Regions from separate parts of the Mus musculus genome. Here region 1 is linked to region 2. A link is a loop called in an ENCODE intact Hi-C map of the cell type or tissue named here. Cell type or tissue: heart. All regions are shown on one strand. Links, peaks and the distances in the headings refer to the core of each region. The heading gives the core; the rest is flanking DNA. Region 1 has its middle 21 kb from the start of Serpinh1. Region 2 overlaps Gdpd5 (glycerophosphodiester phosphodiesterase domain containing 5).

The links. Hi-C counts contacts between places; a loop is a spot of excess contacts. Peaks named below come from ENCODE experiments on the same cell type or tissue, not always from the same donor. Only the 100,000 strongest peaks of a DNase experiment are listed, where the experiment ranks them.
Region 1: it touches region 2 in a loop (4-fold over the local background); 21 of 42 quality-filtered maps call a loop at or near these places.

Annotation. Positions count from the first base shown.
Region 1 is chr7:99,329,870-99,335,243 of GRCm38, forward strand. It overlaps a transcript of Map6 not described here. Among named protein-coding and RNA genes, the nearest start is that of Serpinh1, 21 kb to the right of the region's middle. In heart, for the core only: no CTCF peak of the experiment used is centred there; a DNase peak (open chromatin) is centred at 3,122; H3K27ac peaks cover 503 bases; H3K27me3 peaks cover 467 bases.
Region 2 is chr7:99,448,970-99,454,343 of GRCm38, forward strand. Gdpd5 (glycerophosphodiester phosphodiesterase domain containing 5) reads left to right here. Exons shown (of 18, transcript NM_201352.3): 10 at 1-118; 11 at 2,745-2,827; 12 at 4,024-4,174; 13 at 4,815-5,033. Among named protein-coding and RNA genes, the nearest start is that of Klhl35, 14 kb to the right of the region's middle. In heart, for the core only: a CTCF peak has its summit at 1,958 (motif pointing left); a DNase peak (open chromatin) is centred at 1,893; H3K27ac peaks cover 489 bases.

The sequences.
Region 1 (5,374 bases), core at 157-5,156, 120 kb before region 2:
CTTCATTCTGGATACTGACTAGGTATTAGATCTTCTTCAGACAAGGCACATGGTTCCACCCTCAGGCACTGAGGGTCTAATGGCAGAATCGAAGTGTGAGGAGAGAGAGTCAGACAAGGGGTGAGCTTATGAGATGTGAACAAAGACCTTGTGAGCAAGTTTAGTCCACCCAGCCAAGTCTTCAGGGACAGGCAGGGAAGAGTATGTGGGGAGGTTGGACCAAGAAGCAGAAACCGCAGATGGAGGCAGCACCAGGAGGCTCTAATCAGCGTTAGACAATCAGGGAGGACTAGGACAAAGGTCACAGGAAGGCCCACCTTTCTGCAGGGTATCCTTGGAAGTTAAAGGCAATAAACCATTACTTCGGTTACCCTAGGACTGGGTGTGCCGGTGTCTTATACCCAAGAACTTGACAAATACAGTTCAGTTCCCAAGAGTGATCCTCTGTTTCTCTGCCCTAACAATCCCTGATAACTGCTATCCCCATTTTACAGGTGAGGAAACCAAGGCCCATGTGGTTCAGTAATTGCCCACGACCTCTCAGGCAATAAGCAGCACAGAAGGGAAGATCAGGCCAACCTGTCTGTCTCACTTCCAGAGGTTTGCGCTGTGGGGCCCCCAGGCCGGGAGGTAGAAGGAATGTTATCACGGAAGATCTGAAGCTGGCTCGGGGCAGCAGATCTAGTGGTACAGACTATCCATACCCAAGACAAAGAGCCGCCTTGTGGCCCAGAGGGACTAAACCCAGTCACTTTGCTAGCCTGTCACCTCCCTAGCCTCCATTGGAGGGGCCCTTTGTCCCTTGGATACAGCACCGTGAGTGTAACTCCAGCTGCCCTAGAGGTGGTGGGCACATGCCACAGAGGAAGGCTGGCAGAGATGGTAGAGCCACGCTGTGACTGCCTAGGGATAGTGAGGGCTCACGATAACCATGAGGGTGGCTCTGCTCATGGGAAACCCTGTCAAAATCAACCTGATTTTCAAAATCAATGCCTAATTTACAAAAGTAGGAAAACCAAATATTCAGCTAAACATAGCAAACTTCATTTAAGGAAGATTTATGTCTCAGCCCTCCTCAAGTATTCAAACCAAATCATAAATAATTTAAGCATGAGAATCCTGCAGCTTGGTGGGTTATAAATGTTCCATCACTGTTTACACACTTTGTTAAACCACCTCAGGTTCTTTAACTTTAAATGACATCTCATTTAACAGATGAATGGGGTGGCTTCGACACAGTGTGCCGCTGCTTGGGCCAGGGCCAGGCCAGACGCCTCTCTTCCCATAGAAGCCGGCAGACACACTGGGACAGACTTATCTCTGCTTCATTGACATCAGAACACCAAGAGTGGCAGCCATTCTCTAATATTTAAACTGTATATCTGCTTGTTCTTGTTTTTAATTATTTGAGGCCGGGTCTTCCTGTGTAGCCCTGATTGTCCTGGAACTCAACCAAACTGACCCCAAACTTACAGAGATCCGCCTGCCTCTGCCTCTGCCTCTGCCTCTCTGCCTCTCTGCCTCTCTGCCTCTCTGCCTCTCTGCCTCTCTGCCTCTCTGCCTCTCTGCCTCTCTGCCTCTCTGCCTCTCTGCCTCTCTGCCTCTCTGCCTCTCTGCCTCTCTGCCTCTCTGCCTCTCTGCCTCTCTGCCTCTCTGCGCCTCTGCCTCTCTGCGCCTCTGCCTCTGCCTCTGCCTCTGCCTCTGCCTCTGCCTCTGCCTCTGCCTCTGCCTCTGCCTCTGCCTCTGCCTCTGCCTCTGCCTCTGCCTCTGCCTCTGCCTCTGCCTCTGCCTCTGCCTCTGCCTCTGCCTCTGCCTCTGCCTCCCAAGCATGGGATTAAAGGTGCATGTTCACACCCAGAGTACATGTTTATTCATGTGACCCCGTACTGCTAATCTTTCCCCGGTCTGACTGGACGACTCACTCTCCAGAGTCACTTTCGACCCCAGATTTTACGTCTGATAAGATATTAGAGATGCTTGCTTGGTTTTTCCTTAGACGCATCAAAAATCAGAAGGTGGCTTTGGTTTTGTGTTTTGAGGTAAGATTTGATATAGCCCAGGCTAGCTTCCAACTTTTAATGTAGTCCAGGATAACCTTAAACTTGTGGTCCTCCTGCTGCCCCCGCCTTCACTGACAAGTGCTGGGGTTGGAGGCCTGAGCTTCTATGTCTAGTTTATGGAATGCTGGGATAGAGCCCAGGCTTTGCACATGCTAGGCAAACATGCTACCAACCAGGTGACAACCCCGATTCCCCAGAAGAACTCTTAAAATTATTTGTTCATGTCCTGATTGTATTTGAAATAATTTATAAACCTAATTTCATCACATGCTTTATATTTTAAAAAATTGCAAAGCTAATTTGTATACTCCAGTTCACCAAACTACCTTGAACTTTTAAGTCACACACTTTCCTAAAGCTAATAAAAAAACAAAGAGAGAGAAAAAAAAAAAGAAAAGGCATGTTTTAGGTTTATATAACTCATTTATAATCCTTTTAAATATGCATTTTGAGTGAGTGTGTGTGTGTACCACATGTGTGCAGGAGTCTACTGAAGTCAGAAGAGGTTTCAGACACCTTGGAACTGGAGTTAGAGACAGTCACGAGCCACCATGTGCGTGCTGAGAACTGAACTTGGGTTCTCTGGGAAAGTAGCAAGTGCTCTTTAACCACTGAGCCACCTCCCCAGCCCTCTTTTCTAATGTTTAAAAGTTTTCATTGCATTTATGTAGGTGTGCGCATGTATGTGCATGGACACGTACATTCTACAGCACACATGTGTAAGTCAGAGGACAGCTTGTGGAAGTTGGTCCTTTCCTTCCAACATAAAGGTCTGGAGAATGGACCTATGTATGAGTGTCAGGCTTGGAGATGGGTCACCTTACTGGCCTTCGTTTCTAACTAAAGTTCATGAGATTTAAAGTAGTTAAAGAGATTTAACTACTAAGGTAAAAAGTTTGCTGGCAGATCAATATGACGTTAGGTCCGTATTAATGAATAATGGCCTAGAGTGTTCAGTAGACTTAGAGCCAAGGCTGCACACACCCAGGGCACACAGGTCCCAACCCAGGCTCAAGGGCTGCTCTTGTGTATGAGCTTTGTGTCAGCAGGGGGCGCCAATGTCCTGTCAGTGGGCGAGGGCTGGCAACTAAGGCCCTTCACAATGCCTGAGTTTCTTTAAGATCATACCCAGGTCACCCAAAAGATCTAACAGACTTCTGAGTCTCTTCTAAGCCCAGCTTTTACCGTCTCTCTGGCCCAGCCCTGAGGGCGTTAGTGCCATGTCTGGGTTCTGCATGTCTCCCGGCCTTGCCTGGCCCTCTCTCTTCTCACTCTTAGTTTTCCTAGTGACAGCCTGGCCAGGGCAGCTGCCTAACTATGGTGCTGAGATAGAGGCTGTGCTGGCCTTCTCCTACCCCCGTGTTGTTCAATGATAGCATTGGGGACAGGATAGACAGGCCACTTACATTGCCACTGTGCAGGCTGCTGAGTCAGAGGTCCCCGGGTGACTCGAGATGCTAAATACAGTAAAGAGCTTGTAGATCAAGCAGGCACTGCAGAATAAAAATGTGTGTGTGCGTGTGTGCGTGTGTGTGTGTGTGTGTGTGTGTGTGTGTGTGTGTGTGTGTGTTGCTTCTAATTAGATAATCATTCTACTGTCTAATGATGGCCATGGTGCAAAATGCTGTGTCCCTGCCCGCCAATCATATATTTCTGGGTTACTATCATTGCAAACAATAAATAGATGACAAGCCTGACACCCAGGGAGTTAAACCATAGTGAGCCAAGGAAATATCCTGAGGTAGGGATGGGCTAGGAGTATGTCAGGGAGTAGAGTATTTGCCTAGATCAATTCTCAACACTGCATTAAAAACAAAACAATGTGGTGACAACACACCTGTGTCCCTAAACACTCCAGTGGTGGAGGCAGGAGGCAGGAGGCAGGAGTTCAAAGTCAGCCTGGACTACCAAGAGACCTTATTTTGAAAAAAAGAGAAAGAAAAAGAAATAAAGACAGAAAACGAGAAAGAAAGAAAGAAAGAAAGAAAGAAAGAAAGAAAGAAAGAAAGAAAGAAAGAAAGAAAGAAAGAAGGAAGAGGTGGTCTCAGTAGATTTATCTCTAAGAAGCAGAAGGGCTCAGTGGTACACCAAATACTTGCCTTGTAAGACTAAACTCTGAGTTCCGGCCCCAATATTACCAAAAGAAAAGGGAAAACATAAAATAAAAGAAGCAGGCAAAAAAAAAAATTCCTCTAACAGCCTGACCAGGATCCTGGAGAGCTGGCTCAGCACTTTCATTCATTGTTCTTCCATAGGATCTGGGTTAGATTCTCAGTACCTACCACCTGCAGCTCCAGTTCCAGAGGGTCTGACTCCCTCTCCCAGCCTTCTTGGGCATGGCACACATGTGGTGCACATACAAGCAGACAGACAGACACTAAACACACACCAAACACACACACACACACACACACACACACACACACAGCCCCTGTCAGGGTCTGTCAAAATGCTAACAGAGTTTGTTGTTATGAAGTATAAATGAATAATACCAAGGAGTGTTTTGTACTGAAGACTGCTGTGAGCCAGGCCCTATGAGAAAAAATTCACAGACCTCAGAAGTGGAAAGATCTAGGCTCCAGTTCCTGCAGGTACCTCAGCTCCTCATTGCTAGCTCTCTGCAGACCTCAGCTTCTAGCTCCAACAAGCAGGGTGGTAGACCCCTTGCTGTGTGTCTCACATCCATGAGTTTCACCGGGCTTCTGTGTTGCTGGCATGAGCTGTAAAAAGAAGGGATTTGAAAGGAGGAATGTGCTGAGATGGCCAGGGTCTGTGACACGGGCTGAGCAACGCCGCTCTTAAGTGGCAGCTGTCAGCCTGGCCCACACAGAAAGTGTGTGCACTGTAGACCAGAGGGCTCAAGATTGGCTAGGTCTGAGTTGGCAACGTTTGCCTCAGGTGGCAGTGTTTGTGCATGCTCTCTGCAATGAGGGTAGACCAAGGGATGGGGCAGGTGGCTGCAGTCAGCCACACAAGGCAAGAATCCCCTGAGAGCTCGAGGGAGGAGCTCCAGCACTTGGATTTGGAGAATAAACCCAGGATTCTGGGAGTAAGTGAGTGCAAGAGTCTGAGGGAGTGGACGTGGGGGTAGAGAAGGGGGACCAGGGCCTGAATAGGAAGCCCCAGCTAGTTGTCTACCAAAGGCCTGTGGGGGGGGGGGGTAGACAGTATGGGGCACACTGGATGCAAAGAATCAAAGAGTAGTCATATTTAAAAGATTCACTTTATTATGATGATGATGATGATGATGATGATGATGATGTGTGGACTGTTCTAAATGTGAATAATGAAATAGTCTTCCTCTTGGGCAGTGG
Region 2 (5,374 bases), core at 74-5,073:
CTTCGCCGTGGTCTTCACCTTCTACCTGATCCCTCTCACCATCTCCTCTCCCTGCATCATGGAGAAAAAAGACCTGGGCCCCAAACCTGCCCTCATCGGCCACCGAGGGGCTCCCATGGTAAGCACCCCAGAGGGTGGACCGGGGCAACAGCTGTTGCAGGAGAGGAGCATGTGGGAAATAAATGTCATGTCTGTGGTAGCAGATGTATCGCCAGCATAGAAGGACTTCCTGGTTTTGGTTTGATCTGCTTGAGACAAGCTGGGGTTTAAACTACCGCCAGCCTTCCTGCCTCTGCCTCCTGAGTGCTGGGGTTACAGGCATATGCCAGCACGCCCAAAACATAAGGACTTAAAAGCAAACAACAGGCTGGGGAGATGGCTCTGCAGGGGAAAGCACTTGCTGTAAAAGCCCGGCACACTGAGTTTAATCCCTGCCACCCACATAAAGATAAAGGAGAGGATGTTCTTCGTGTGCACTGAAGCATGTGTGCACATGCTCTCTCTCTCTCTCTCTCTCTCTCTCTCTCTCTCCCTCTCTCTCTTTCTCTCTCTCTCACACACACACACATGTATATACATACATAATGATAATGACTATAACACCACACTGACAATGTTTAAAAGTATTTATTTTCACTTTTATGTGTATGGTTGCTTTGCCTGACACCGTGGAAGCCAGAAAGGGGTGTTGGATCCCCTGAGACTGGATGGAATTACAGACAGTTGTGAGCTGCCATGTGGGCACTGGGAATCAAACCCAGGTCTTCTGAAAGAGCAGCCAGAACCATCTCTCCAGCCCCCAAATTAACAATTATTTAACATGACCTAATATCATAGTTATTTTTCCTTTGTCTCCAAAAATATCTTTCTGTAGTGCAGACTTTTAAAATCATGATCCAAATGACATCATGCAGCCCATCTGCTTGACACATGTCCCCCGAGTGCCTTTTCATCTGTGACAGCCCCTCCCCCAGTCTCCTTTGTGCTATTTATCTGTTGATGAAGCTGTCTCTAGACAGCCTCCCAAGCTGTGCATTTGGCTGCTCCATCCTGCGGTGGTGACTTGCTCATTATATCTGTTGTCCCATTTCTGAGATAGGGTCTCGGTGTGCAGCCCAGAATAGCCTGGAACTCACAAACCACCTGAATCCCCATCCTGAGTGTTAAGGTTACAGGTGTGTGCCCCGTGCCTGGGTGTGGCGTTCATTTTATGCTTGTTTGGTTTTTACCCTGACACAGGATAATTAGTGATGCATATTTGCAAGTCACGGTGTGGTTCTCAATTGTACAATGCATTATCCTCACACCGCAGTGATCCACCTGTCACATCACACCCTGTTTCATTGTGTTAGGAGCGTCCAGAATCCTCTCCTTTGCCTGTTTGAAAAGACACAGGGAGTTAGCATTTACCACTGCCACCCTATTGCAGTAGAATGCTAGAACCCATTCACATGGCCCATCATTTCCACCTGGTGACCGGCCTCCCCTCCCCCTCCTACCTTCTATTGATCATTATTCTGCTCTTTACTTCTGTAAGGTCAACTTTAAAACAACAACAAACAAACAAAAAACCCTCAAAACACCTTTTTTTTTTACAAAAAAATGTGGCATTGTGATGCCTCAGGACACGTGTGGAGATTCAGCCAACAATTTGCAGGTGACGGTTCCCTCCTACCAAGCAGTCCTGGGAATTAAACTCAGGTTGTCAGGTTTAGCAACAAGAATCTATACCTACTAAGCCATTTTGCAGACACTTTAGTGCTGTTTTTTGGGGGGCGGGGGGGGGTGTGGAGGCACGGATAGCCAGTGCTCTCTCCATGTCACTGTGAATGACTGTGTCCAGCCAGAGTCACCACGAGTGTGTTCCTGTGAAGGCTTCACAAATGATTGCCAGCCTTTTGAGTTGCCAGGTCTAAATCCAATCTCTGGTTTGGTGCTGACCTCTAGTGGTAGGAAGAGGTATGGCAATTTACTCTGCACAGGACCAAAGGAGACTCACTGCCCAGCTAGATACCCACAGAGAACAGTGATTCCCATATCCCCAAAGGTCTGAAGAGAGGGTGGGTCCTTAGGAGGGAGGATTCACCCAGGGTTGCAAGGCAGGGTCATGTAGCTCAATGGCTGGAGTCAACCTTCTGGGTGATGATCTGCCCTAGGGTTGCAAACTTATTGTTAGGTGTCAAGCATGAATTTGAGTCCATGTGCCAGTGTAGCGATGGAGAGATTATTATTATTGCTGTATAGATGAAGAAACTCATCACACCACAGCAACCCCATCCTCTCTCCTTCCCCCTCCAGAATCTCCCCCCAGACTGGGCTTTGAGATTAAGCCAGAAGGGACCAAGCACTCAGTCTCTGCCCAAAGCTACTGTAGGCCCACAGGCCTGTGGGGAAGGCCATTTGCTTCTAGAGTCTTGTTCAGTGCCTGTAATACAGCAAGGACAATGTGATCAGAGTGATTATTTGCTAACTCTGTTATTATGGCTGTGTCAGGCATTCATATTCATACGAGTCCATACCCAGCACACTGCCTGTCCCTTCCCCCCAAACCTCCATGAGGTATACATATTATAACAAATGAAAACATGGAACCTTGAAGCAGCTGTGTGGGTGCCCGGGTTCCCATAGCAACTCCACAAAGGAGCCAGAATGAGAGGCAGACCTAGCAGGGGGCACCTCCCACTGGCTGGGGAAGGGTCACCAACTGGACCCTAGCTCTGCCGTCACCAGTCCTTCCTCTCCAGCTGGCTCCAGAACACACAGTGATGTCCTTCCGGAAGGCGCTGGAGCAGAGGCTGTATGGGCTGCAAGCTGACATCACCATCAGGTTAGTATGGCAGAGAAGGGTGGTGGCCATTCTTCACCCCACCCCCACCTCTGCATCTGGGTCTCCTCATAAAAACCTCCTGCCCCTGGTGATAGGAGGGGGGATGAAGACTTGGATGATCACAACAAGCCAGGCATCCTTTTAGAGGTTTGTGCTAGACTCCAGAATAGAAAGAACAGACTACTGTCCAGTCAGGGTTTAGGTGTGGGGACACAGACCTGTTGGGAAAAAAATGACACCTGTGAGTCTCACGCCTTTCATCCCAGCACTCTGGAGACAGAGGCAGGCAGATCTCTGTGAGTTTGAGGCCAGCCTTGTCTACAAACCGAGTTCCAGGACAGCCAAGGCTACACAGAGAAACCCCATCTCAAAACAAACAAACAAACAAACAAACAAACAAACAAACAAACAAACAAACAGATCATATGGAAGTGATGTGAACATTTCCATCTCTAGATGCAGCATTTGTGTTAACACGAATGTCAACCAACGGGGAAACCCATCCCAACCTCAGGGGTAACTCAAAGGATACCCCTGAGGCGGAGAGAAGGCAGGGCCACCAATTACTGCCCCACGGGGTGTACAATATACAGCTACACCACATATGTGAGGTTACCACTCCTGGTGTAGACCACATAGATTATACGCCCCACGCCTCTCCATAGGAGTGGATAAAATTTCTTGAGGAACAGGGAGCGAGGGAGCCCTTTATTATTATTCTACACTAAGGAACTCTGTGAGCTGTGGCCAGTCCTGGTGGGTTATGAGGATGCGGGAAGTATGTGGACGTTGTCTAAGGGACCTGTGCAGGCACTGCTATCAATATGACATTTCAAGGACTTGGTTTGAGGCCAGGTTCCACCATTTAGTAGCCATGGACCTTGAGCTAAACGCTTCCTGCTTAGCCTCCGTTTTCCCCATTATCAAGCGAGGCAGTACTTCCCTTCTATCGTTGCTAAGTGCACAGACCCACTTTCCCCAGCCCTCCCCTCCCCAGCTGTCTTCCCCACTTGACCTTCGTAGAGAGCCAAGGACTTGTCCCTTGAACCCTTTGAGGTCCTCACTGGCCTAGGGGGGGATCTGCAGCTGAGATGGACACAGAACAGCTATGTCGTTTGAGGGCGGGGAGTAGGGAGGGTGGTGATGGGAACAGATGATATCTCTGAGTGGGCGGTGACAGTGATCCTCTCCTGCAGCCTGGATGGTGTGCCCTTTCTCATGCATGACACTACCCTGAGGCGGACCACCAATGTGGAGCACCTGTTCCCGGAGCTTGCCCGCAGGCCTGCTGCCATGCTCAACTGGACTGTCCTGCAGAGGCTCAATGCCGGCCAGTGGTTCCTCAAGGTTTGCCTGTACCTGGGCCTGCCTTAGGCATGGGAGACATGGAAGGCTCCTAAAGAAGGAGGCAGGTGGCCTTCAGCTCAGATGCTCCTGACCAGGCTAGCCAGTGACCCCCCCCTCTGGTCCCTTGCATCTGGACCCCATAGCTGTCACTGCTTGTGTGGGGTCTCTGTTGATTGGCTTTCCCTCTCATGGATGCTGATCTTTAGTAGACTTGCTGAAGCTGCAGATGCAGGGCTGGGGATGTAGCTCCGTTGGCAGAGTGCTCACCTAGCGTGTACCAAGCCCTGGATCCTTCCCTAGCACCACAGAACCCTGATGGGGTAGGGCAATCCCAGCAATAGAGATGAGGGTAAAGCGGAACAGGAGCTCAAGGTCATCTTTGACTACAGAGTGGACTCACGGTCACGCTGGACAGGCTCTAAGCAAAGGATTCACTTGGAAAGCGAGGGTGGGGGAGATAGGGCGGGGAACATAGAGGCAAATGTCAGGCACTCCTAAGACCCCTACTGGGCCACAGTCAATTGCTCAACATATCCACAGCCACTGGCAGCCCCGGGTCTCCATGCCCCATGGCCAGGAAGGAAGGCGTTTGAAAGCTCCAAAGACCTAATGATAGCATGCATGTCCCTGTTTCTACCAGACCGACCCCTTCTGGACGGCCAGCTCCCTGTCACCCTCCGACCACAGGGAGGTTCAGAACCAGTCCATCTGCAGCCTGGCAGAGCTGCTGGAGCTGGCCAAGGGCAATGCCTCGCTGCTGCTCAACCTTCGGGACCCGCCCCGTGATCACCCCTACCGTGGCAGCTTCCTCAACGTCACACTGGAGGCCGTGCTGCGTTCAGGCTTCCCCCAGCACCAGGTGGAGCCCAGTGGGTGACCCCTGCTTAGCCCCCTGCATCAAGACCTGTTCCCTTCTCCAGACTTCAGTTTCCCTGTTGGCGAAACAGGGCTGTGTGCACCTTATTTTCCTGACTGGCCCATTGTGGGGACAACAGATCCTTTGAATCTCTCAGAGGAGGGTGGTGGCCCACATTCTCTGGTTACTTGAGTGGAACCTGGCCCAAATCACTGTGGTGTGACCGTTTGGGAACCTGATACCACTCTGACAACACAGTTTCTCTAGATGCTCTTGACTGTGGTCAGAGGAGGGGAGGGTGGGCTTGTCCATCTTGTCTTGACCAGGCAAGCTGCCCAAATTGT